3 separate regions of the Homo sapiens genome follow, and all the other regions are linked to region 1. Evidence: chromatin loops called from intact Hi-C (ENCODE). Cell type or tissue: PC-9. All regions are shown on one strand. Links, peaks and the distances in the headings refer to the core of each region. The heading gives the core; the rest is flanking DNA.

The links. Peaks named below come from ENCODE experiments on the same cell type or tissue, not always from the same donor. Only the 100,000 strongest peaks of a DNase experiment are listed, where the experiment ranks them.
Region 2: a loop joins it to region 1, with 31 times the contacts of the local background. A loop is called at or near these places in 17 of 110 quality-filtered maps.
Region 3: it touches region 1 in a loop (23-fold over the local background); 5 of 110 quality-filtered maps call a loop at or near these places.

The regions. Positions count from the first base shown.
Region 1 is chr21:35,043,262-35,051,297 of GRCh38, forward strand. It overlaps RUNX1 (RUNX family transcription factor 1), which reads right to left and starts at 6,041. Exons shown (of 9, transcript NM_001754.5): 1 at 5,907-6,041; 2 at 5,581-5,697. The coding sequence starts at 5,638. RefSeq lists enhancers at 1,318-1,417, 2,418-2,677, 3,999-4,058, 5,264-5,403, 5,764-5,883 and a silencer at 2,968-3,017. In PC-9, for the core only: no CTCF peak of the experiment used is centred there; DNase peaks (open chromatin) are centred at 3,810, 4,120, 4,450 and 6,190; H3K4me3 peaks cover 4,503 bases; H3K27ac peaks cover 4,142 bases.
Region 2 is chr21:34,740,629-34,748,664 of GRCh38, forward strand. It overlaps LINC01426 (long intergenic non-protein coding RNA 1426), which reads left to right and starts at 5,197. Exons shown (of 3, transcript NR_038885.1): 1 at 5,197-5,388. LOC107985515 (a long non-coding RNA gene) reads left to right here. Exons shown (of 3, transcript XR_001755016.1): 3 at 2,003-3,310. RefSeq lists enhancers at 5,076-5,577, 5,578-6,077, 6,284-6,578. In PC-9, for the core only: CTCF peaks have their summits at 5,036 and 5,243; DNase peaks (open chromatin) are centred at 3,363 and 5,053.
Region 3 is chr21:34,685,593-34,693,628 of GRCh38, forward strand. All of the region lies in intron 1 of CLIC6 (chloride intracellular channel 6), which reads left to right. Among named protein-coding and RNA genes, the nearest start is that of CLIC6, 21 kb to the left of the region's middle. In PC-9, for the core only: no CTCF peak of the experiment used is centred there; DNase peaks (open chromatin) are centred at 4,999 and 6,049; H3K27ac peaks cover 2,676 bases.

The sequences.
Region 1 (8,036 bases), core at 1,532-6,531:
AAGACATACCTCTTTGCCTTGGCTGGAGGCTCAGCAAAAAGGCTAAAGAAGGGGACTGGTGGCATCTGATGGGGAGGAGCAGGGGAGGCCGAGAAACAAGAGTTGTGGGAAAAGTGCTTTGAACATTTTAATATCTGTTCAGGCACCAGTGTAGCTTCTGAAGATTTCTTGAAAAATGGGAGTTGGAGAAAGCAATTACGAAAATGAGGGAAAATATCTTGCATTTGTGAAATGATGGGAGAACTATTTTCTAAACAGAAAATAAAATATTTTTAAGTGGCTTTGTGTTATTAAGCTAAGAAGATTTGTGATGTGTTTTATGGTACCTCTTTCTGATGCATGTAAAGACTTCCAACAGGAACTTGGTAATTTAGATGCAAGCTTGTCTAGAATATTATTAGCCCATTTTGCAGAACTCAAATGAGACACAAAGACATCTATTGACTCATCTAGGTCACTAGGAAGTTACCTGAGAAACTGAAAATTTGCTTGAGTTTCCTGTGTGGGCCTCCTCTGCTGCCTCCAACAAGACAAGCCATCAAAGCTACCTTCATGTCTGGGCTTTGACAAAGTACATGATTACAAATGTTCCCAAGGAGCAGGGAAAATGGGAGTCTCTCAGAGGCCCAGAGAACCTGCTCAAAGGTATACAGGCAAAATGGCCTTTTCCTTAAGAAGAGCCTTGGAGAAAATAAAGCTACACCAGCAGTCTCAATGAAAAGAGACATCTCTGTTGTCCTTGTGTGTTCAGATCAAAGACTTAGCATGACATCCTGCCCCAACTAGCCTCCATATTTAAAATCAAAACTTGTTAAGTTGAATTTCATAAAGGGCTCTCGTTCTTTTTCCACAAGGGAAGGAAGGCTGACCTGCTGGTGAAAAGCCCTTAGGGTGGACTGAGTTACCCACTGCTGTCCATGCCCATGTGGGATCCTGCAGCTCTAACTTTGCCCAGGCTGTACTCTCGGCCTAGACCACTCTTCCTTCTTTCCTTTGTTCCCAACTTCCCCTCCCCCAACTCCTGTGTCCCTCTCTCCAGGGAGCCTCCTGTAATGTCCTCCAGGGCATTGTGACCTCTCCCTCCCTAGAGCAGACAGCGGTTGACTGGCTGCCTTCTTAGATAACTGAACATTGATAGCCACCATTCAGATTTATTGCTTACTTTATATGGCTGGGCAAAGCACCTTACACAGATTAATTCGGTCCACACAGCTACCTTAATAACAGGTACTATTGCAATCCTTACTCTGCAGATGAGGAAACTAAGGCTCAAGAGAGAAGTTCTATATGCTATTTGATGAAAGCCAGAAAAAAGAAAAGAAAGAAAAGGCCATCACTGTGTCATCTGAGCACATTCCCTGCACAGACCTCCTGCCATTGCTTTCTCTAATAGCAGGTGCTCTTATGCCTCCAGACTCTTCTCTCTAGGCCTTGGGCTCCTTATTAAAGTCTGTGTGTGCACAGCGGCTGTGCAGCCGTCCTCTGTCCCAGCATCTCACCAGGCTTGATTTCTCAGTAAAGGGCTACATATTTTCTGAGCACATCTTTCGGATCTATTTTGAGAGAATGTAGGAACGTCTCAGCTACTCATTTGCTTTCAAAAGCTCAGAAAGGCTTCTTGCCATTCAGAATCGGGTCAGTTGCTGTTTCCAAAGGTGCTTCTGCTACTGGTTGCTCCATGCCCCTGTACTCGGTGTGTGAGCAGCTGTGGGGCCTCCTACAGCCCCCTAAACCCCACTAATAAAGTCAGTCTGAAGTACAAAGACAATCCTCCCCAAGAAAGCAGAGCCAAGAGGAGGTTTCTTTGGGGCGGCTGCCATTTGCTCTTTTAACACTTAAACATTTCAAAATTACTCGTCATTTTCTACAGTTTCTTAGCGTGCAAAAAGTCTAAATGGCAAAGGCATGATTGTGAGTTTAGATAGTTTTATCACACCTTTTTTTTTTATAGTTTCAAAATGTGTGGGCAGTTTCAGATGTGAAACTCCATCTCACAAAGGAGGAACTACAGTCTGATTCTTTAACATCCAAGAGAGCAGCCAGGATGCCCCATCCCACAGTTTCCTTGTGGGCCAGGGTGGGTCAGATTTGCTAAGACCCACTGTTAGGGACTGCAGTATGTCTCCCTAGAATTAATACATTGAAGTCCTAACCCCAAGGTGCTCATAATTTGACACTATTTGGACATAGGGTTTTAAAATGACGTCATTAGGCTAGCCCCAATACAATGCAATTGGTATCCTTATAAGAAGAGATTAGGATACAGACACACACAGAGGGATAACCATGTGATGAAACAGGGAGAAGGGAGCTGTCTGCAAAACCAAGGAGAGAGGCCTCACCAGAAATCAGCCTTGCCGACACCTTGATCTCACACCTCCAGTCTCCCTCCAGAACTGTGTGAAAATAAATTTCTGTGGCTTAAGCCTGAAGTCTTAAGATCTTAAGTGTTCAGTCAAGCCAGAAGAAGTGTCTTAATAAATATTCTTCTGAAAAGAGCGGCAAGCCGATGCTTAGAGAAGAACATACTTTATACATGCAGCTTTGTACTTGGCAATTCCCTTTGAAAGACTGCTTCAGTGGGGTAAACTTGAACCGCTGAGAAGACAAGCAGGGAGTCGGTCTCGCTGAGATTTTTACCTGTGGTTCTAGGAACGCAGAGGCATGTGAGTGTTCAGGCTTTGCATAGACCACTAAGCCACTTCTAAGAACAAGGCTACCTGAGCCATTTTGCAAAAATATGTACGTGCCGAGGCTTTTCCTCCCCACACCTACCTCAACTCTTTCTGCCGACACACTGCACTTTTCAAGGGAACCCAAGTTTGGGTTCGGCAAGAATTGTACGTTGCACACCGTGTGTGATAATTCCAGGGAATTTCAATCGCATCTTGTCTTCCTTCCTAAGCAAATTCGGTGGGAACCTGGTGTGGTGTGATAGAAAAAGCCCCGAGTTCTCTGTGGTAGACCACATCAATTTCATGTGCCAGTCTCTCAGACTCCGGCTTGCCTCTCTCAAGGAAGGGAACAATGGTTTGCTTGGCTTCACTCCTCTCTTTCCCCCCAATTTCCACATGGGTATCTGGCTAAAAATGAGTTACAGGTTTCCTTCTGTGAGAATTGCATGGACTGATAAAGTACCATCCCAGGAAGAAAACAAAGATGCTGTCTTCCCTTTCGGCTCACAGTTGCCGTTGGGGAGGGAACACACGCTGTAAATTATAGGCAGCCAGAAGTGACCGCATTGACCACTGCGAGTGGCCCAGCTATGGCAACAGGCTGAGAACTCTGGGGGAGAGCCATTTGTTGGCAGGGATGGTGATTCTTCTAGCATCAAGCTCTAAGATGATGACCAAACGGTATCAAAAGAAATGATATTTTGCTACCTCTCCGGCTTGGGTGAATGATGTGGACAGTTAACCTGGACAATTTAAACCTTTATGTTGATGGATCACTTGGATGAAATTAACCAGGAAATTGCCAAGATTTCACTTGGCCCTCTGACATCAAATCTCAATATTATATTACCAAATTAGAGATTCTAAAGAACCCTGAGTTCCTTTCACTGAAAGGAAGGAGTGGAAAAACCTTTCCAGATGATCCCTTTTGAGTCTTGGTGCGAGCTCAGGCCCTCCCTACACTGCCTCCGTGAAAGCTAACCGACCCTTGTTCCTAACCTAGCGCAGGTCAGCTGAGTGTCCATCGGGCACAGGAGCCCTGGGCTTGTCCGGGAGATAGCCAGACTCCTGCTATTTCCTGATGTCTGCATAGCTCAGCGTGTCCCTCACCATCTTTGCCGTTGGCCAGTAAGGAGAGCCCCAGGGGCCAGCACTGCACACTGAAACCCAACCTATTGCTCAATGGAATGCTTAAAAATTTCCTGAATCTGCCTTCCTGAGTTGATAAAATAGGAAACAATACACGTTCTGAGGGGGTACTGAAAGCAGAGTAAAGCCAGGAAGATCTTTTTTTTCTGTTATTCTATACAAATATTGCTTCCTCTGCTTGTTAGCAGCCCAGAGGAAATGCAGCCAGGGAGCCGTTTGCAGCTTTTCACCAGTGGCCGGTGTCTCTGTGTTACCAACCAAACGACGCTGCAAGACTAGTGACTAACGCACGTCTGCATGATTCAACTTCACTAAAATTCCCTCTGCTGCCAGTAAAGAAGCACTTGAAAACTCTTTAATTTGAAACTTGAGCTTGGTTAATGACTTGTTTTCTTCTCTTTCTCTTTAACTTCTCTCTTGCCATCTCCAACACACACACACACACACACACACACACACACACACACACACACACACTCTCTCTCTCTCTCTCTCTCTCTCTCTCTCTCTCTCATCAAGTTTTTTAATTTCAGGGACCCGGAAACATACAGCCCCGTGCATTCACAATAGCATTTGCTGTGATAAAGTGGCCGGCAAGCCCTCTGCATTCCCCTGCTCACTTAGCTGTATGAATAAATAATGAGTCACAGATACAATTTGGGTGCTCAAGAGAGTTTGTAGCCAGAAAATTAATTATTCTCCCATCCCAGCCCACTCCATCTCAGCTTTGCCAAACCATCAAGATACACTTTGCAGGCACTGGTCAGAGTGCGTGCCCCGACGCACACGGCAATGCCTTTGAGACATTTTATGTTATTATTTTTGTTTGTTTAAGCACAGCCCTCTTTTACCACGAAAGATACACAAGACGCACATGCACACACATACTCACACACTCACAGCTCAACCACAGCTTTGTCCATTTCAAGAGGCTGGTTTCAAAAATGGAGACAGGTTTTCCACCCTGGCTGTTCCTATTCATAAGCCTGTAATCTAACGACTTAAGCTGCGAGAATGCTTAACTCGGGAAACTTCTCTATTGCCCTTTTCCAGAGAGACCTCGGTATGCCACAATTTGCTTCCTTTCTCTCTTGAAAGATGCTGGTTGTCTCTTTGCATTGAGGCTACAAGGAAAAACACAGCACAGCCCCATGCTGATGATTTTAACCTAACCAAGTCTGTCAGTCTCCTGTACTCTCTGCCTTATAGAGACAGCTGCCTTGCCACTTTGGCCCTGAAGTCCCCAGGCTGGTGCAAGGCTATCTGAGAGCCTCCGCCTCCTGCCCCACACTGGCACCAGCCCTCCTGGCTGGCTCTGTGCATGTGCCTGCTAAGCCCCAGGGCAGGCTGCATTCTGGGCCACACAGCATGCCGAGTTAAGGATAACTCAGACACAGGCATTCCGGGCAAGGGACAGCAAAATAAAACCCAGGGAGCTTCGTGCAAGCTTCATAATCTCTAAGCCTTTAAACAAGACCAGCACAACTTACTCGCACTTGACAAAGTTCTCACGCACCGACTGAACACTCCAACAGCATAACTAAGTATTTATTAAAACATTTCTGAAGAGCTTCCATCTGATTAGTAAGTAATCCAATAGACTTGTAATCATATGCCTCAGTTTGAATTCCTCTCACAAACAAGACAGGGAACTGGCAGGCACCGAGGCATCTCTGCACCGAGGTGAAACAAGCTGCCATTTCATTACAGGCAAAGCTGAGCAAAAGTAGATATTACAAGACCAGCATGTACTCACCTCTCATGAAGCACTGTGGGTACGAAGGAAATGACTCAAATATGCTGTCTGAAGCCATCGCTTCCTCCTGAAAATGCACCCTCTTCTGAAGGCGGGGGACTCAATGATTTCTTTTACCTTCGGAGCGAAAACCAAGACAGGTCACTGTTTCAGCCTCACCCCTCTAGCCCTACATCTCTCTTTCTTCTCCCCTCTGCTGGATACCTCTGGGACTCCCCAAGCCCTATTAAAAAATGCACCTTTGTAAAAACAAATATTCAAATTGTTAAAGATTAAAAAAAAAAAAAAAGCCAGCGCCGCCTTGGCTGTGGGTTGGTGATGCTCACCACGCTGCGAAACCCTGTGGTTTGCATTCAGTGTGATTCGTCCTGCCTGCTGACCACTATGCTGGGTTCAGACTTCTGACACTGCCAGGCTACCCAACTTGTGGTTCTGTGGTTGTTTATGAGGCCCAAAGAAGTTTTCACACAACCCAAATTACAAATTTAACTGTTCCCCTTTCCACAGCCCATCTCAATTGGTTCTTGCCAATCATGTGACTTAAGTGATGTCAATTTTTTTTTTTCTTTTCTGAGCAATGCCCTTCCTTCCCTCCACCTGCCCTCCCCCAGGCTGTGCAAGAAAATAGCCGAGTAGACTTTGCAAGAGGGGGGGATGTAGAAAAAAGTGACTCAGTCACTTATTATATCTCAATGGTCTTTGCTGATTTAGTACAACTCGGCTCCTGTTGTTATTTGTGGTTTTTGGAACTACTGATTATTTTGATAAAGATTTCATTGCTGCTTATTCAATAGTAATTCAACGCTGGCATCAAGCCGCTGCTCCGACAGGATGTGGATCCCATCATTTAAAATGCTAGGCATCAGCTCCGGGAGAGTTAAGTCCTTGGTAACGTCTATCATGGCATAAGTGAAACTATAAAAGGGAAAAATAAATAAAAAGAAATGTTTTGGTGAGAGTCTGACCCCTACAACGGGCTGGCAACTCACAGGTATTTTAAAGCCTGGGAAAGGGAAAGAATTTTACTTTTGAAATAAAAGGACTGTTTTAATGAAACCAAAATTATGTGGTTTTATTCCCCCTAAATGGACAACTTTAGTATGTATCTCTTTCAGTAAAGAGATAAAATCATAGTACAGTCTTAACACACACACACACACACACACACACACACACACACACACAAATTAGGAAGCTAAAGGAAAACAAAGCAGAGAGAATTTCTGTATTTGGGACAAAGCAGTGGTTACTCTGCAGATGTTTATTTGTATTGTCACTTGGGAAAGCTCCCTGTATTGCCTTTCTCTAGTTCAATTCAAATCAATAGGCTAATTTACACCTGTAGGTAAAACTACACTTTGAGCACATGAGGATGCCACAATAGAAGGGGAACCAGGAGGAGACACTTCTCCTGGGGCTGACTAATGAATATTATATAGCGCGTCCTCTACCTTAGAAAGACATGCCTGTTTGAAGATGCTAAAAACAGGATAATTTTGTAAGTGGGCAAACCACTGTGGTCACACGTATTTCATTTTCCGGCCCCACTGGCTTTACCTGCTGACAACTAAAACGTCATTTTGTTTTGTAGTTCCAAGATGAAGAAAGGCTTATTTTCCTGATTTACTACCTTATTCATTTGGCTCTGCTCTGCCTACATCCGCCATAGCACTCTGCGCACGTGAAATTTCGACACATAGGGTCAAGAGAACCTGTGTGATGATGGGTTGTAAATGCCAGTCCTGGATTCTAAGCTGCAGTAGCCAGCACAGGCACTTCAGAAAGGCTGAACTCCCACAACACTCCCTCGGTTTTCCCTCATCCACTTAATTTCACACACACAAAGACCCACAACGATAGTAGCTTCCATGGCACAAGTCTTTCAAAAGGAACAGACACAATTTTTACTTACTCCTGTTTTGACTAAAGCAGGAATTGAAACTCAACAGACCGCTTTCTCTTACACTTGTGAGAAGTTAGCTGGCCACATGTTGACACTGCTAACATCTAAAAAAGAATAATAGTGCTACATCTCTTTTATGAGGCTCGTGAATCTTTAAATGTGATGCGTGTTTCATATTGCTTCTCAGTGCAAATCCCCTGTGAACATAATGAACATAATGGGCCTGTGTTGTTACCCTCCCTAATAAAGTCAAGCCTGAGTTGAACCCCAAACCAGGTTCATTTTTCTCTCCCACACTTAATATTCCCTGGAAGGGCCCTAAGAGCCGAGGGCTGTAATGTGCAGCTGCCACTGCAGAGTCGACTCACACTTAATAATGACTTAGCAATTCAAGGGGCCATACAGAATATCCTTGGGAGATTTAATTTTAGAAACTCCCCAGATGCTTTTAGCCTTAGGTGTCCAGATGCTTAGGAGAAGGGTTTGGATGAGGCAGTGAACGGCCTGAATTCTCAACTTTTCTCTTTGGGCCTAGCTCTAGCCAGATATCTAT
Region 2 (8,036 bases), core at 2,085-7,084, 300 kb before region 1:
AAAGATGAATAAGATGTGGTCTCTACCTCCTGGGGCTCTCCCAGTCCAGCATTCCCTTCCATTGCTTTAAAGGGCTCAATTCAATCTTGTCTCTGAAATGGGCCATGTCACCGTTCACTAAGCATCTTCCAGTGCCAGCCTTTCAGATTCCATCAACAACACATTGGCTGTGGGCATGCAGGTCATGAGAACAAGGTCAGCAGCATACGCCTGCCCATTGCTCCCCAGAGGAAGGAACTCCAATGTCCAGGGTCTGGGGGATCTGTGCTTCCAGCTTGGCAGGCTCTCCCAGCAGAGAGCAACCACTTTTAAACTTCTGCTTCTCCCTACTTTCCATCCTTCTCCCTTCTCTTCCTTCTCCACATTGTCCTGGTAGCTTACCATTCCCAATCCTGCTCCCCTCAAGCACGTTAGCTTTGAGGCCATCCAGAGATCGATTCATCTCATGGTCCTGTTTTTCCCATTGCCTTTCACATCAGAGACCTTTTCTCTCTTCGAGCAAACCAATTTCCTTCTGTGATTACTGCTTGGATAGAAAGGACTCTGTTGTGTGGTGTGGGGAGTTCAGGAGGATGGTGGGCACTGAGCCATTACCAAGTTTGCACTTGTTGCCTTCTGGCCAAGGACCCAGAATGTTTATTCAAAGGAGCAATTTTTAAATAAGACACTGACACCAGTATCTGGTCTAAGAGAAGAGCAAGAGAGAATAGTGGGAGACCTGGAGGAAACCAGGTGTTCCTCCAGCCAGGGAAGCTGTAGAATCCTTGTCGTGGACTCCTTTCTGTCACCTCCACCAACTGAGTGAGTAGCTCAGACTGGAGGCCCCTCACCAAGCCTGTGGGACCAAGTGTCACCTGAAGGCAGGGGTTCTGCATAACAGGCCACCAGGCTACCAGCTGAGCAATCTTGGACTAGCCACAAAATCTCTGATTGTCAAGGCCTCCGCCTGCATAATAGATCTATTAACAAAAATATCTGCGATGGCCAGTGTTTGGATATATTAGCACACAGGAAGATAGTGCTCCAAAAGTGCTTGGTAACAAGAGCCTGGTGCATATTACTTGTAAAAGTAAGGTTTAGCCCAACTTGGTGTGTTCTCATGCCGCCACAAATGCCACCACTTTTGCACACTCATGTACCCCCAGGTACTGCTATACCGGGACCACCCCCAAGACATACTACATGCCTGACTGTGGTGGTCTTTGAGGGAAAAGTTGTTTTCAGAGCAGTGGCTCTTAACCTCTTGAAAGGTTCTCCTCCAAAACATGCACACATGCTGGAACACACATGGACCCCCTCACTGAGGTGGGAGAATTGCTTGAGCCCAGGAGGTCAAGGCTGCATTGAGCTATGATCTCGCCACTGCACTCCAGCCGGGCAACAGAGCAAGACACTATTTCTAAAAAATACAAATAGAAATAAGTATGAAAAAAAGAGGGAAAACCCAAGGATGAATGGATGGATTGTGTGCCAGGCATTTAATGCATTCTATCTTGTGTTCTTCACTCAAACATTCTAAGGACTCTTGACCCCACTTTGCAGATGGGAAGTCAGAATTTGTCTGAAGGTCCATGGCTGGTGAGCATCTAAACAAAGATACAAATTCAGGTCTGTGGGGTGCTCAGCTTTCCACTGTGCCTGTCACTCCTGCTTCTCCCTTTGTATCTGATCAGACCAAGTTCTACGCAGTAGGCTCAACACACACCCAGGAGCACCGGCTACCCCAGGAGAGGAGTCGCCAGGAGGGGAGAGCTGTTTCCACCTTCACCTGTTTCTCGTTCACCTGCTTCTTGCCTTGCAAGTCTCCAGACAGGCAGACTTCAGAGGGGACCTCCTGGCCTATCCTCTAGGGTATCTTGCTTCTGCCTGCTGTCATCTTCTAATACCCAAAAATGTGTCGCATCCTCCCAAAGCTCGCGCTCTCCCTGCAAACCCTGGGCCAAGCCTATTATTATTGTATATATTTCACTAAATCAATCTTTTAAAATTCTACTTAACATAGGTGCCCAGCCTAATGGTGGCCATCTTTTAGAGGAGGAAATAAATGTTCAGAGAAGTCAAGTTCCTTGTGCAAGCGGGATTCGATACAGGGGACACAACCAAGAGACCTCTGAGTCCCTCCACACATCCATGCTGTGTGTTGACTTGCTTACAAGAGTCCCCTGTGTCAGAGGCTGCCTGGCAGTGGGGACATGAGCCTTTCCCTTAGAGGGAAACATGAGATTGGGCAACAAGGGTAGTCCTCAAGGTTCTACCTCGAGACTCCAGGACGCTGGACATTGGAAATGAGGCCACACCCTGGAGGAGCATTGTCGGCTAAAGCCAAACACCATTAGCGTCTGAAGGGGATGTGGGACCCATCTAAGGTATCACATCCCTGATCACCCACCATGGGGTCTGCAGCTGGAGAGGGTCCCCCCAGGAGGGGCTGGAGCGGGGAGTTCTCTGCCCTGGGAGGCAGGTCTCCTGGCCCTTCACTGGAGTGATCTCTTCTTTTCTGATGTCAAATCCTGATCTAAAGGGAGGCATCTTCCTTCTTATGGCATGGCCATGTCTCCTGTGTTCCTTCCTCAAGCCAAATCCTTTTCCACGATGCCTTCCCCTCTGAGCCCTGTATAACCCAATAGTGCAAATATTCCCACATCCCCTACCCACAACAGGGGTGAGCACATTGCAAATGTTCCGCCGGCGAATCAGCACCTGCCTGGAGGTGTTCTTGGTGTCTGCGTCCTGCCTCCAGTACAGAGGACCTCAAATCCATGATACTTCACCTGGTGCTCCCCAGGAAAGCCTGGCAGAGGACCTGACGATTCCCAGCAAGACCAAGCACTGCTGTCCAGGGTCAGCCACGGTCACTTCTCTGCAGCTGTCATCCGGGCACAATCTCCAAATATTTCTAGCCATTCAGACGTTCACTATAATCAGAATTAACGCATGTAGAACCAAAGAGCCAGACACATGGGTTCAAACCTGCCCCACCATTTACAGTGAGAGCTTAGTGAGTCACTTAACCTGTGCCTCAGTTTTCTCACCTGTAAAAAGAACATAACAGTAACAATACCATTGAGCTGCTATGCAGTGGATGAGCTTCTATATGAAAGGTGAGTGAAAAGTGTCTGGATGTGGTGGTGTCAACCTTTCCCTGGGGTGGTGGTGGCTGATCTGTGGCACCCCACATGACAATGTCTTTGCCATGGCAGTAGATGCTGTTAAATCAGGCCCTGGGTTTGTCTTGGCTTGACTTGTTTCCATTTTCAATTGAAAATTAAATGTGGATAGACTTCAGCCTGACTCGGTCTGCTCCCTGGACCTTGGCCAGTGAGTTCTGAGTAACTGCAGACAGGGTGTGGTCACCGGGATTTGGTTATTGGATTTTTTTCCCCCTGTGGTTTTGGGCAGGTTGCTCCATGACGGGCAGCTGTATCGTCTTAGAACCGGACTTTCCGGGAGAGCCTTTGGGTCACTCTGGGCGTCAGCTGGAAAGGGCTGCTCTTGGAGCAAGCTCACTGGCCCACAGGAGGAGCTGCCTTCTTGAACTGTCACCCTGAAGCCAACCAAAGTCTGGGCAACGCCAGCTCCAGTGACTGCCGCTCCATCTCCTAGGCAATTTGCATCGCTGTTTCTGTTTGTTAGGCCTTGACCATTCCTTTGTTGTCATCCTGCGCTTCCCTGGCCATAGGCCTTTTCCCAGCCCCACCACGGCATGCCCACCTGTGCTTGGGGAGGGGCGGAGGAAGGAGCCCCAGCCAGCCATGTCCCTGTTTCGTGCTCCAGTGACCACTGCTATGAGGACTTTCCCACTGGCTCAGGCTCAGTTAGTCGAGCTGGTGTGCCCCGCTCTTAGCTGTTCCCCAACTCTCCTAGAGTGTGCTAATTCTGACCCAGCTCTCCCAGGTGGAGGATGCTTTTCAAACATGTCCTTGGGAACCTCTGCAGACCCATTCCCAGCCCATTCTCCATGATTCCAGGCCTGGCCAGGTTGAAAACTTCTGTAAATTAAAACTCAAATAAAGAGAGTATAGCTTGGGCATACCTTTTGCACATGCATATATATGTATGTGTGTGCATGTGTGTGTGTGCATGTATGTGTGTGCATGTATGTGTGTGCATGTGTTGGGATTTTTTATTTTTTAAATTTATATTTATTAAAAAAATTTTTTTTGAAACAAGGTCTTCTTCTGTCTCCCAGGCTGGGCTGCAGTGGTGTGATTATGGCTGACTGCAGCCTCAAACTCCTGGGATCAAGCAACCCTCCCACCTCAGCCTCCCAGAGCACTGGGATTACAGGTTTGAGCCACTGCACCTGGCCTATTTAAAAAGTTTGTCTAGAGCAAAAAGTCCCTAGACCTGCCAGTCCAGGGCACTAAATCACAAGAACACCAAGGCCAAACAGGCTTGAAGTCTCCAGGCTCCTCACTGGCAAACTCTACTTCCTGATCCCTTAGTGGGTTGAGGTGCCAACAGCCCCCTGGGGAGGAGGGGGTTGCATTATGGCCGTGGAGAGACTCTGAGCCTTATCAACGGTGTGGGGATGACACCCTTTTCGGAGCACTTTGTGAGGCTTTGTGCCATGCTGGGCGCTTGGCGTCAGAGACAAATAGAATCAATAACTGTGCAAAAAAAGTTGCCAGATAATTTATCCCATTGGCACCGAGCCTAGAATTATAATCAGATCTTGACTTCTTCAAAGCCTTCTTGCTTTGGATTTTCCAAATCGAAAATAAATATTGGGGGCAATTACCTTTCCTTAGTTCTCTGATGTATGAAGGGGAGTTTTCATCTATTAATTTAAGAACCCTCTCATTTCATTCGGAAGGTATTAGCCCATGGAACTTGTTAACTTAATATCAACACAGTCTGTCTAGGTTTTGACTGAAAAGAGAAAGGGGTTGTTATGCTCTAGGTTAATATTTTCCTCTCTTTAAGAAGTCTTGGGTATGCCAGACACTTCTCGGACAAAAACAGCTGTTTTCTTCCCATTGCTGAACGCATTGTTTGTGCGAGTTCACTTACTTGCTATACTCAGAATATCCTCCAGGAGTCAGCAAATCCCAACCTCTGGACGTGGCTCAGGGCCGCCCTGCCCATTGCTGAGCTGATTTGGAATTTGGGCCTGAGAGAGGAAGTGATTATTGGATGACAGGCTGCCTCCTAGGGGGCTTCTCTGGGCTTGCCATGAAAGCACTTCCGGAGGAAAAGCAGAGCTCCATCAGTCTCTTTTGGAGAGCTGTGAACGTGACCAGACCTATTAATTACTTAACTGAGGTGCTGAACTTTGAAAATGAAAGTTCCGGTGGGGAGTTCTGTCCTTTCCAGCCTGGGGAGCTCTGTCAGGGCTCTCCTGAGCGTCTCTTTCAGCTTATCAAGCTCGCTCGGGGACCGTCTCTGGTAAGTACAGGCAACCCCTCCAGCCAACCCCTCCACCCTGTGGGCCGGGGAAGTGTCTCATCGTTGAATCCACTTGCAGGCACTTCCTTGATCTCAAGCCCCACCACGCTGCCCCCAGAGTCCCAGCGAGTGGCTCAGTCACACTGGTGCGTGCCTCTCACCCGCTCTGACCTCGTCATGGGGTCCCCGAGGTGCTGGTTCATGCAAGGCTCTGTGCCTAACCAAGCTAAACACGGTGGGGCTGGGAGCAGAGGCTCACACCTGTAATCCCAGCACTTTGGGAGGCCAAGGCAGGTGGATCACCTGAGGTCAGGAGTTTGAGACCAGCCTGACCAACATGGTAAAACCCCGACTCTACTGAAAATACAAAAATTAGCCAGGCGTGACATCATGCGCCTGTAATCCCAGCTACTCGGGAGGCTGAGGCAGGAGAATCGCTTGAACCTGGGAGGCGGATGTTGTGGTGAGCCAAGGTCGTGCCACTGTACTCCAGCCTGGGTGACAGAGGGAGACTCCATCTCAAAAATAAATAAATAAACAAACTGGTACAGTGCCCTAGTGGCTTTGTGGCTCTGGCTGGGGGAGGAGGGTGGGTTGCATAACTGAGCAGCACCTCCAAGCACGATACCAACACTGCCCAGGGCCTGGCAGAGTCTACAGCTGGTCCTTATCCATGAAACTGGGGGTGAGGGGACGGGGACTGGCGGGGGGACAAATCACCTGCACAAGTGGAACAAAGATACAGGAGATAATGACAGCAAATGGAACGTAGAGTTGATGCGTTCATTGACAAAGAATTTCACACCCTGCATTATCTCACTTGAGCCCCATGAAGAGCCTGTGAGGTGGCTAGGGATGTGGAAGGAGTAGATAGGAGAGGCACAGAACAGGGGAAGGAAGGAGTGGGGCTGGGAGTGAGGACCAGGAAGGCAGAGCTGGCCCCTGGACAGGAAGAAAGCCCAACTGCCTCCCTCCCTCCCATCTGCCCTCCTGCCTGCCCTTTTCCAATAAGATGGAAATGCTGAAGGGGTTAAAAAGACAGCATTCTAAAAGCTGAGATCCTAAAATTGTGACCTCCCCTGTGATCTTAGCCTTCGTGTCAACAGCATTGAAAATGAACCTTGGTCGGGCACGGTGGCTCACGCCTGTGATCCCAGCACTTTGGGAGGCCGAGGCGAGTGGATCACCTGAGGTCAGGAGTTCAAGGCCAGCCTGGCCAACATGGTGAAACTCTGTCTCTACTTAAAAAAAAAAAAAATTGCCGGGCATGGTGGTGGATACCTGTAATCCCAGCTACTTGGGAGGCTGAGGCAGGATAATTCCTTGAACCCAGGAGGCAGAGGTTGCAGTGAGCTAAGATTGTGCCACTGCACTCCAGCCTGGGCAACAAGAGTGAAACTCTGTCTCAAAAAAAAAAAAAAAGGCAAAAAGAAAATGAACCCCTGGGAAAGTAGGCCTTGACCACTCTGCTGCTCTTATGGAGTTCATTCTTGGAGATGTCGTGAATAGATCTCCTTTGCATCCAGATGGAAGAGCAACAGGAACATTATTAAGAAACTAAAAATTCTAGATTCATTGGAAAAGGCTTTGAGAGAGAAGGGACAGGGAAACCCCTAATTCCACCTCCCTGAAAACAGTGTGTTTTCCTCTCCTACACCAGGGCCGTGTGTCTTTCTGTCTACGTGGCCCAGCCACATTTGTAGCCCGTGGCCTGATGGAGCTCTGATGAGTCAGTTTCATGTCATTTTTTTTTTTTTTTTTCAGAGAGAGAGTCTCACTCTGTCACCCAGGCTGGAGTGCAGTGGCATGATCTCGGCTCACTGCAACCTCCGCCTCCTGGGTTCAAGTGATTCTCCTGCCACAGCCCCTTGAGTAGTTGACGTTACAGGCACCCACCACCGCACCCAGATACTTTTCGTATTTTTAGTGGAGACGCTGTTTCACCATGTTGGCCAGTTGGTCTCGAACTCCTGACCTCAAGTGATCTGCCTGCCTTGGCCTCCCTATGTGCTGGGTTATAGGCGTAAGCCACTGTGCCCTGCTTCATGTCATTTTTAAAGAGCCCACACAACTCCTGTAGCTGCATTACGACAACCTCAACGGCAAGACCTCGACGTGATATTACTCCACGTGAAAGTCTAAAAGGCGCTGAGCACAGTGCTCTGCCAATGGTGTGTCTTCCAGCCTCGCTTGCTGAGAGAACAGATGTGCCGGGGAAGAAATGGACAAAGCTGGGAAAGGAGTCTAACTTCTTCAAAGCGGTTGGGCACCGGTGAGGCTCTTTTGGTTACAAACCACAGAAATGGATTCTGGTTTATCAGTTTAATCTCGGTGTAACTAAAAGTGGGAAGTACTGGAAGGAGACGCATTTCATGGGCTCAGAGGTGACCTTGGGGCACTGAGTTGGCCCTTCTGTGGCCAGGTGTCCCTCTCTCGGGGACCTGCCTTCCCATGCCCCAGTCTCAACTCTTGGTGTCTGTCTAATCTCAAACTCCCAAGAGACTGGATTGGATTAGATCAGTGTGGTGTAGCAAGAGGCACTGTGTGTGTGTGTGTGTGTGTGTGTGTGTGTGTGTGTGTGTGGTGTCATTAGGGAGATCTCAGAGAACAACCACCTTGGCCAACTTGTCTATCTCACGCCAGACGTT
Region 3 (8,036 bases), core at 2,085-7,084, 360 kb before region 1:
AATGATCAAACTGGATGAAGTTTTAGGTTGCACTCGGCGGCTTCTCTGTGTCATGTAACTCTCCAAACAGAGAATCCAGTGCTTAAAGAAACACAGAGCTATTAACACATCAGACATGGAGGGGGACATTTTTTTGTTAGCTGCCCTTTTTACTAATATATTATAATGCTTTGAATCATAAATAACAGCAATAAAGCAAGAATGTTCTGTCACTCTCCAGGTATTGAGGCTCTGGCTAAGGGAAGTCCTGCACATATGTAGCTCCACCCATGGCTGAGTACAAAACAACAACTCCATTGCTTTTAGACACTACTAAGGTTTTCTTAACCCATTTATGCCTAGTATTCCATTATTGGACCGCTAAGCTTGTGGAAGTTATTTATATCCTACTGCTCAATGTCATCACCAAGGTCTGCTTTTTCACACAAAAAATTTGCAACCTCAGGCATAAATGGGTTAAGCCAGTTCAACTTAGTAAATAACTAAAATGCTCAAAGCATTTATTAATATGATTAAGAACATATGCTTTGGCCGGGCACGGTGGCTCACACCTGTAATCCCAGCACTTTGGGAGGCTGAGGTGGGCAGATCACGAGGTCAGGAGTTCAAGACCAGCCTGGCTAACATGGTGAAACCCTGTCTCTACTAAAAATACAAAGTTAGCAGGGCATGGTGGCACTCGCCTGTAGTCTCAGCTACTTGGGTGGCTGAGGCAGAAGAATCACTTGAACTCAAGAGGCAGAGGTTGCTGTGAGCTGAGATCACGCCACTGCGCTCCAGCCTGGGTGACAGAGTGAGACTCTGTGTCAAACAAAACAAAACAAAAACCCAAAACCAAAAACATATGCTTTGAGCATTTTGGCACAGCCTGGAATCATATAGTGTGGTGGATTAAAGATGGCTGCCATTTCTTTAATACTCCTATTAAGAAGTGAGGTTTGATTCTCCTCCCTCTGAATCTGGCCTGACCTTAGTGACTACTTCGTAACCAGCAGAATATAGTGGACGTGATGCTGGGTGATTTTTGTCCTGCAAGACTGTGTGGCTTCTGCCTTATTCACTGACCATCCTGAGGTCACCATGCTGGAGGGGCTACCTGTGGGTGCTCCATTTGACAATCCTAGCTGAGCCCAGCCTTCCAGCCATCTATGCAAGATGATGGGCATGTGTGTGAAGCTGTCTTGGCCCCCTCAGACCAGCCCATCCGCAAGACACTGGGCACATGTGTGAAGCTGTCTTGGCCCCCTCAGACCAGACCATCCACAAGACACTGGGCATGTGTATGAAACTGTCTTGGCCCCTCAGAGCAGCCCATCTGCCAGCTGAACACTGCTGAGTAACCTTCGTCAGTGCCACACGGAACAGAAGGATCGCCCAGGCAAACCTCGCTCAAATCCTTCACTCACAAAATCATGAGATACTATAAACCAGGTACTCTAGGCTGATAAATTGTGGGTAATTTGTTACGTGGCAATTGGTGACTGGGATATGCCATGACTGATGTCTCCTCTAAGCTAGTGAAATCTGAGTGGGTGAAAAGACAGGGCCAGATGGGAGGTGTGGAGTAACAGTTGAAAGCAATTCTAAAGGGGAGGGGGCAATCAGAGGAAAGGAAGGAGGCTCCATGCAGCCAGTTCTTCCATTTGGTGCCTGCATTTTTTCCCTTTTGAGTCACTGTAGGGATTGGACTACTCTGTCATTCAAGAACCTAAACCACCGGGATATATAAAAACAGGCTGCAATATTAAGCAGGCTTTCTAGAACAAGATGTTCCTTTGTTGCAATAATTCCTTGTGAGAATTTCACAAGGAAATAAGCTTTTCATCTCCATGTAAAAGCTTCAGTTGGTATCAGGCCATATTATTAAATATGGATTAAAAATAGCCCCGGAGTTTTTAAAGCATAATTCATATATAAGAATAGATGGCAAATACCAGTTTGTTTGCTCAAGGACTTCTTATGCCTTGATTCCACCTGCTGTTACAATGAACACTAACATAATTAAGCCTTTTGCTAGAATTGAAAGCTAGGAGCAATGTGGTTCAGTAATTAATCAATGTGAGTCGAGGGTAGTCACCCACTTAATCCATTGAATAATAAATTAATTGTTACAACAGCTGAAAAGAAAAAATACTATACATACTTAGGAATATGTTTAGGATTAGTAGTTTTTTTTAAATGTTTACACCTATGTTTGAAAGTGTTAAGATCTAAAATATATTTCTTAGCATCTAAATGTAGGAGTGAATAAAGTTAATTTCTAAGTTTTAATGAAGAGTGAGAAGTCTGTTTTAAGGGAAAGCCTAGCTCCTTTTATGGCCTGGAATGAGGAATCTGGCAATAAATTTTACTGATAATTACAGACAACGAGCATTGGGATGGAGCTGTCCGCTCCACTGGGGGTATGCAGTGTAAAGTATTGGTTGAGCATGCAAACAAAGTCAGTCTAGAAAGTGTGGACTTTTATTTATTTACAAAAAAAAATTTCTTTTCTAAAATAGGCCTTGCTGCAATGATGATACATGTTTCCTTTATAGACTTACAAGAAGTGTGATGCCTACTATTTGTGTCATAGTTTGAGCTGGTATAATAACAATGGACAATACTAGCAAAGATGTGAAAACGAGGGGACACAATAGTCTTTCCCCTCAATTCTCATCAGTGTGGCCGCCCCCCACCATTGGTTTGACTCTTATTCGGCTCGGAGCCTTATTTCTGCTGCTGGGTTTTGCTGGCTGTTGCTGTCCTCGCTGTCTATTTTTTCTCCCCACTAGAGCGCAGGCGAGGGAAGACAAAAGACGGAGAACGACGGTTCACCCGGGTGGTCTCCTCTGCGGCTGGCGTTCCCCTGGCCTTACAGAGAGGCTAAGAAGCAGAGACGCCTTACAGATAGTCTGCATAGACGCCCTGTATGGCCCATCTGCTCTGCCCTTGTCCCTTTCATTGTACGATGGCTTGACGCCTGCTCCACCTCAGGTAGCTCCATCTTGCGCCTAACCAAGAGGTGGGGGATAAGACCAGCGAGGGTCTCTAGTTTGCTAATATAGACTGTAGAGGAAGAAGGGAGAAGAAGGTGACTGAGCTGAGAAAGGCTTGGGCAGAGGGTGCAGGGAGACAGCTGAGCGGACCTCAGTGGTGGGTCTCATGACTGGGATGCAATGAGACTGATTTTCCTCCTTCTCTAAGGGAGACTTGACTTGTTTCTAAGGGGAAACAGAAATTCCAGAATTTGAGCTGAAGTAGCAAATTCTGATGGCCGCAATGTCAAAATTTCCCCCAAAGAAGCCTGCTTGTATTCTATGACTCCTTCGAAGGTGTCCAAGTCCCTTCTAGAAATTGTGAAATAGGTTTGGCGTGGTGGTGTGAGCCACTTGTCCAGCCAGGATCTTCCTTTCTAATCTCTCAGGGCACCTTTGTGAAGCTGCTCTCAGTGTGGGGTGAGGGAATGAGGTGGGCCAGCTCTCTCGCAGTTCAAAGAGAGAGCAAAGGGCTCCTTCTTTATTCTTCCCTTGCCTGAGGAGGACCCTGCCCACACCTGCATCTTTGAAGCCAACAGCCCTCTTGTTTCTTCCTCATGAACTGCAGTTCCAGATGCAGGGAGAGGGTGGAGCAGAGAAGGAGATGGATTTCTGGGCAATGCACCTCCCCTTTGGTTTTCCACACCTCCAGCAGTCGTGGTGAGACCCACTCTTAGGAAGACGTTGTCAGTGCTCAGCACAACCCCACAGGTGCGTGTTGACATTGGAGAAGCCCAGGTGAACTGGTGTTCGAAGGTACTTGGATGAAGAATGATGTTTTTCCTTTGGGGATTGGGAGGTGCGTGCAGAACAACACCAGAGATGGCTTCCACGGTCTGTGTTTCAAACCACGTGCCTTGTATCTCACTACCATTCGGAGTATTATTGTTTATTATTATGTCTTGCTCATTCTCATTGCAAGTCCACTTTCTTATATAGAAGGTGCTCTAACAAGTGTCTCGTTTGGTGAGTTAAGGGATCTGAAGCTTTTTTTTTTTTTCCTGAGAATCTTCTGGGGCTGGATGGACTTGGTGTCCACTGATACTGCTTGACACAGCTCCAGGGGCACTAAACTCCCCAGTGCAGGCTGGAATACAAATGCGCCCTGAGACGCTGTGCAATGTCAGGCTGGGGCCTTCTCTGGGGACTGCGGCTGCTGAAGATTTTTCTTTTCAATCCACTTTCTTAGGTTTGGCAGAAGCTTTCGGACAACTCCATGTCTTTGTTGGCTCTCTGATGTTTCCTTGAACGCTTTATCATTTTTGATTCACCCCAACACAGCGTGAAATTATGCTTCTTGCTCCACACTGTCTTATCCAAACAGATTCTTCTCTTTTCCTTTTAGGAGCCATTCTGACTCTAGCTCTCTAGTCTTGAGGCTAGACAAGTTTCTTCTCCTTTATTCTTGGAAAAGACTTTCATTATTTTCTGAGTCTGTTTCCCATAGTTGGATCACAGGAACTTGTTTGGAGCTTCCGGCAGGAATGTCCAGACCCTTGTATATTCCCTGACAAAGGACAGACCTCTTGATGGGTGAGGGTGGGGTGAGTGGGGATCTTTCTCTGGTCCGGCTCACAGCTCAGAGAGGGTGAGGGCACAGCGCTGCCTGGATATCCAGCGGTGCAGGATCAGCCTCGAGGCCAGTGCTGTCACCCCACAGCACAGCCAAGTTATCATCACATGACATTTTCTTCTCGAAATAGACAAGCACATATCTTTCCCTATTTAATTGCCTGCTGGTACCTTATTGTAAAATATTTGCAAGTTATTCTCTGTAGAGAATATATTTTATCGCCTCCTTTTCGAATTCCAGTTTTCTAAAGCCTCACTTTCCTTTATCCCTTAACACAGGACTGAAATATGGCAGTTTCTTAAGTCACTGGACTTGCCTAGATTGGATTTAGCGTAACACATGAGCTTATTTGGAAAATGCCAGCCTCTCCTTTGTGTGGTGTAGGTGTGTTTGTTCATCTGCAGGTGGCAGATGAAGTGACTCATTACCCTGACACTGGGTTGCTGTGTTCGCCATATGATTCGCAGCCAGTTAGGGACATTGGTTTCCTGGTCACTGAGCACAACTGCCCCCTTTGAAAACAGGAGCCTTTGAATATCTGCTCCTCAACTGCTTTATGGACAATTACATGAAGCTGATTTCAGCCTGGGTCAGGGTTAGTGAATCCTGAAATAGTGTGGGTGCCCCCTCCTTTTCTTTTCCCCAGGGTGAGGGTGGGAAAGGAGTTATAATACATGTCAAAAAAAAAAAAAAAAAAAAGCATGTGGCACAGAAAAGAATTCCTTATAATAAAGCCCAGACTTGGCCAGTCAGGCTGGTGTTTCTCCCTGTTTGGAGAGCAGCTGATCCCCTTTGGTCTTGGGCCACGGCCTTCCTCTCGTGTGGGTCAAACCAGGCCATATAGTTGTAGTCACTCACAGTGGAAAATGGGGGAAGGTAAAGTTTCCAGATAATTCCATAATGTCTGAGGTATCCTAAAGCTCTCTCTCTAAATTGCTAACTTCTACAGGGAGGTATTGTATGTCTTTGCTCACTGACATAGAACTTTCAAGGTTAGCAAATAAATTTTCCATGAACTAGGAACCCTTTAACTTGTAAAGATTCAGAGACTACAAGGAAATGCAAAACTGGAATCTAACAGTTAAAACTGGAGAAGTCACTCCTCTGAACATATTGATAGTTCTAATAAAATGTTGTGATTTCCCTAAATGCCACACTTTTTTTTTGATTCTGACCCTGATTTCCCTTCTCTTGAAGCTTAAAGCCAAGTTTTCTGATTTAATACATAATATGATTTTTATGCACTCCTGGTTGATTCTTTTGTCTGCTTTCACCAATGCAAAATGTCAGGCTGGCTTAAGTGTAAAGCTTGTGAAACCCGAAGTTTTGGTTTAGTAATACAGGCTTTCCTTTCAATCTCTGTGGCCAGGAAAAAAAAAAAGGGAGTGTCGGGGAAAACTAGCAGGTTGATACAGATGAGGTTTCTTAAACATGAGGATATAGGGCAAGGTTTACCAAATTTGCATTTAAATGAAAAATACCATCCCACTCTACCATTGATCTGGTGTTTGGTCCTACAGCACATTGTGCAATTGCCTTGCTCCTTTACAAGCAATTTTGTTTGTGCTGAGAGCCGTTCATTTGCGTGCTTTTTTTGTTGAAATTGTTCCATTAAGGAAGGCAACTGCAGGAGAAACTGATGATGTAATTGACTACAGGTGGCTCTTGTTCTTTTTGCCCTTTAAAATGAAGCAAAACTTTTCAATGAACGTGTCATCCATGAGATCTATTGAGAACTTTAATTTAGCAATCCAAATCTTCTTAGTATTTTAGGTTGCTATTTTTTTCAGTATTCCAGGTGACTTAATTTTAACATTTGAATACTAGGATACTTTATGGTAACAATGACCAGCTGTAGTCACTAAGACAGTTTCTCAAAACTGCCTCAAACTTTTTAGAAAGAGATCTGACAAGCATGTCTTTACAAAATGTAATTTATTAAGACAAGAGTGCTCATTTAGCTTTGCCACTTCTTCAGCCACCTCTGAGAAGGTGTCACCGTTGAGAAGGTATAGAAAAGTTATGAAAACGAACACCTTCACTTTGTGTATAAGGAAATGGACAGATAGTGTCAACTCATGGGGAGGTTAGAGGTCACTGGAGCTGGTGCCCCCTTTTAGTTTGGCCTGAGGGAAGATGACCACATATGTAGCTTGACGGACTGTGGCTTTTTTCTAGACAATCCTCTGTGATTCAGACTTTCATGAAAGGCTGGTGGGGGCATTTGTAGATAGGTGGATTCTCCCAGATCTCGCAAATCATACCACATAGATGATCACCTGCTTTCTACCTGACTGCAAAGCCTCTGATTTCTGGAGTCTTTTAAAAGGAAGTGTTCTAAAATCTATATTGGCTCTAAACCTGATCTCATAATAATTCCCTTAAGAACCCTTAAGATATTTCTGTTTACTCACTAGTTTCAGTGTAAACAAAAAGTACTATACAATTCCCAGCTCCCAGCTGCAGAGAAGTTTCATATATTGGTCATTGAAACTGACCTGAGTATGTTTGAAGGACTGGACTTTTTTCATTGTTAATAGATTGCTCTAGGCCTTTGGCCTCTTTAAAACTTAAAAACATTATAAGGAAAGAGGAAGAGAAGGCAGGTGCCTCCCCGGACCCCCACCTCCAGGGAGCTGTGCATTTCTAAAGAACTTTGCAGAAGAGCTGGGGAATTCTGAACCAGTTGAGAAAGCTGAGTCTGAACACTTTTAGAGATAATTAGAATTTCTTTTTCTTGGTCTGCTCTGCCAGCATATGGGGTGACCCTACTCTCCCACCACTGGACTTCCTCCCCAGCCCCACCCCTTGTTCTTTAATGAGAGTCGAGAAATAATTTACCAATCGTAAATTGCTGTTTTCCTAACATAAGGCAAAGTATGCACCATCTAGCTGCTGACCTCAAATCAAGATGCATTTTTAAAAGCACACTGTTCAGGTCCTAATTCTGTTTGAGGTGCCTAGACAAAAAGACATTGCCTTCTTCCGGTGATTCTTTTGTGAAGTCTAGGAGGTCTGTCAGGGGTTAGAAAGACCAGCTTGTCCTAGTTTTTCCAGGACTTTCCTGGTTTTAAAACTGAAAATCCTGTGTAGCAGGGAATCACTGAGTCCCAGGGAAATCTAGATGGTTTAGTCCCCCACTAGGGGCTAAAAACTAACTTGTAGCATTTTCCCACAAAACCTAATTAGGAATGGAGACCGTAAAAGGGAAAGTGATAAATGAGTGCATCTCTTGACCACTAGGGGGCACCAATGGCCTCCAGAAGTTGTTTCCCTACCTTGACGTTTGAGGGTAGGTTCTAAAAACCATAGTAAGGAACCAAGATTTAAAAAGGCAAAATGTCATGGGTAGTCCCTTCATCCTCTTGTGGTGATGATCCAGGTCTGTGCCCTGTTAGATTTTTGGCTAGAGGGACCTCAAATCACTCTTGCCAAGTTGAAAAATT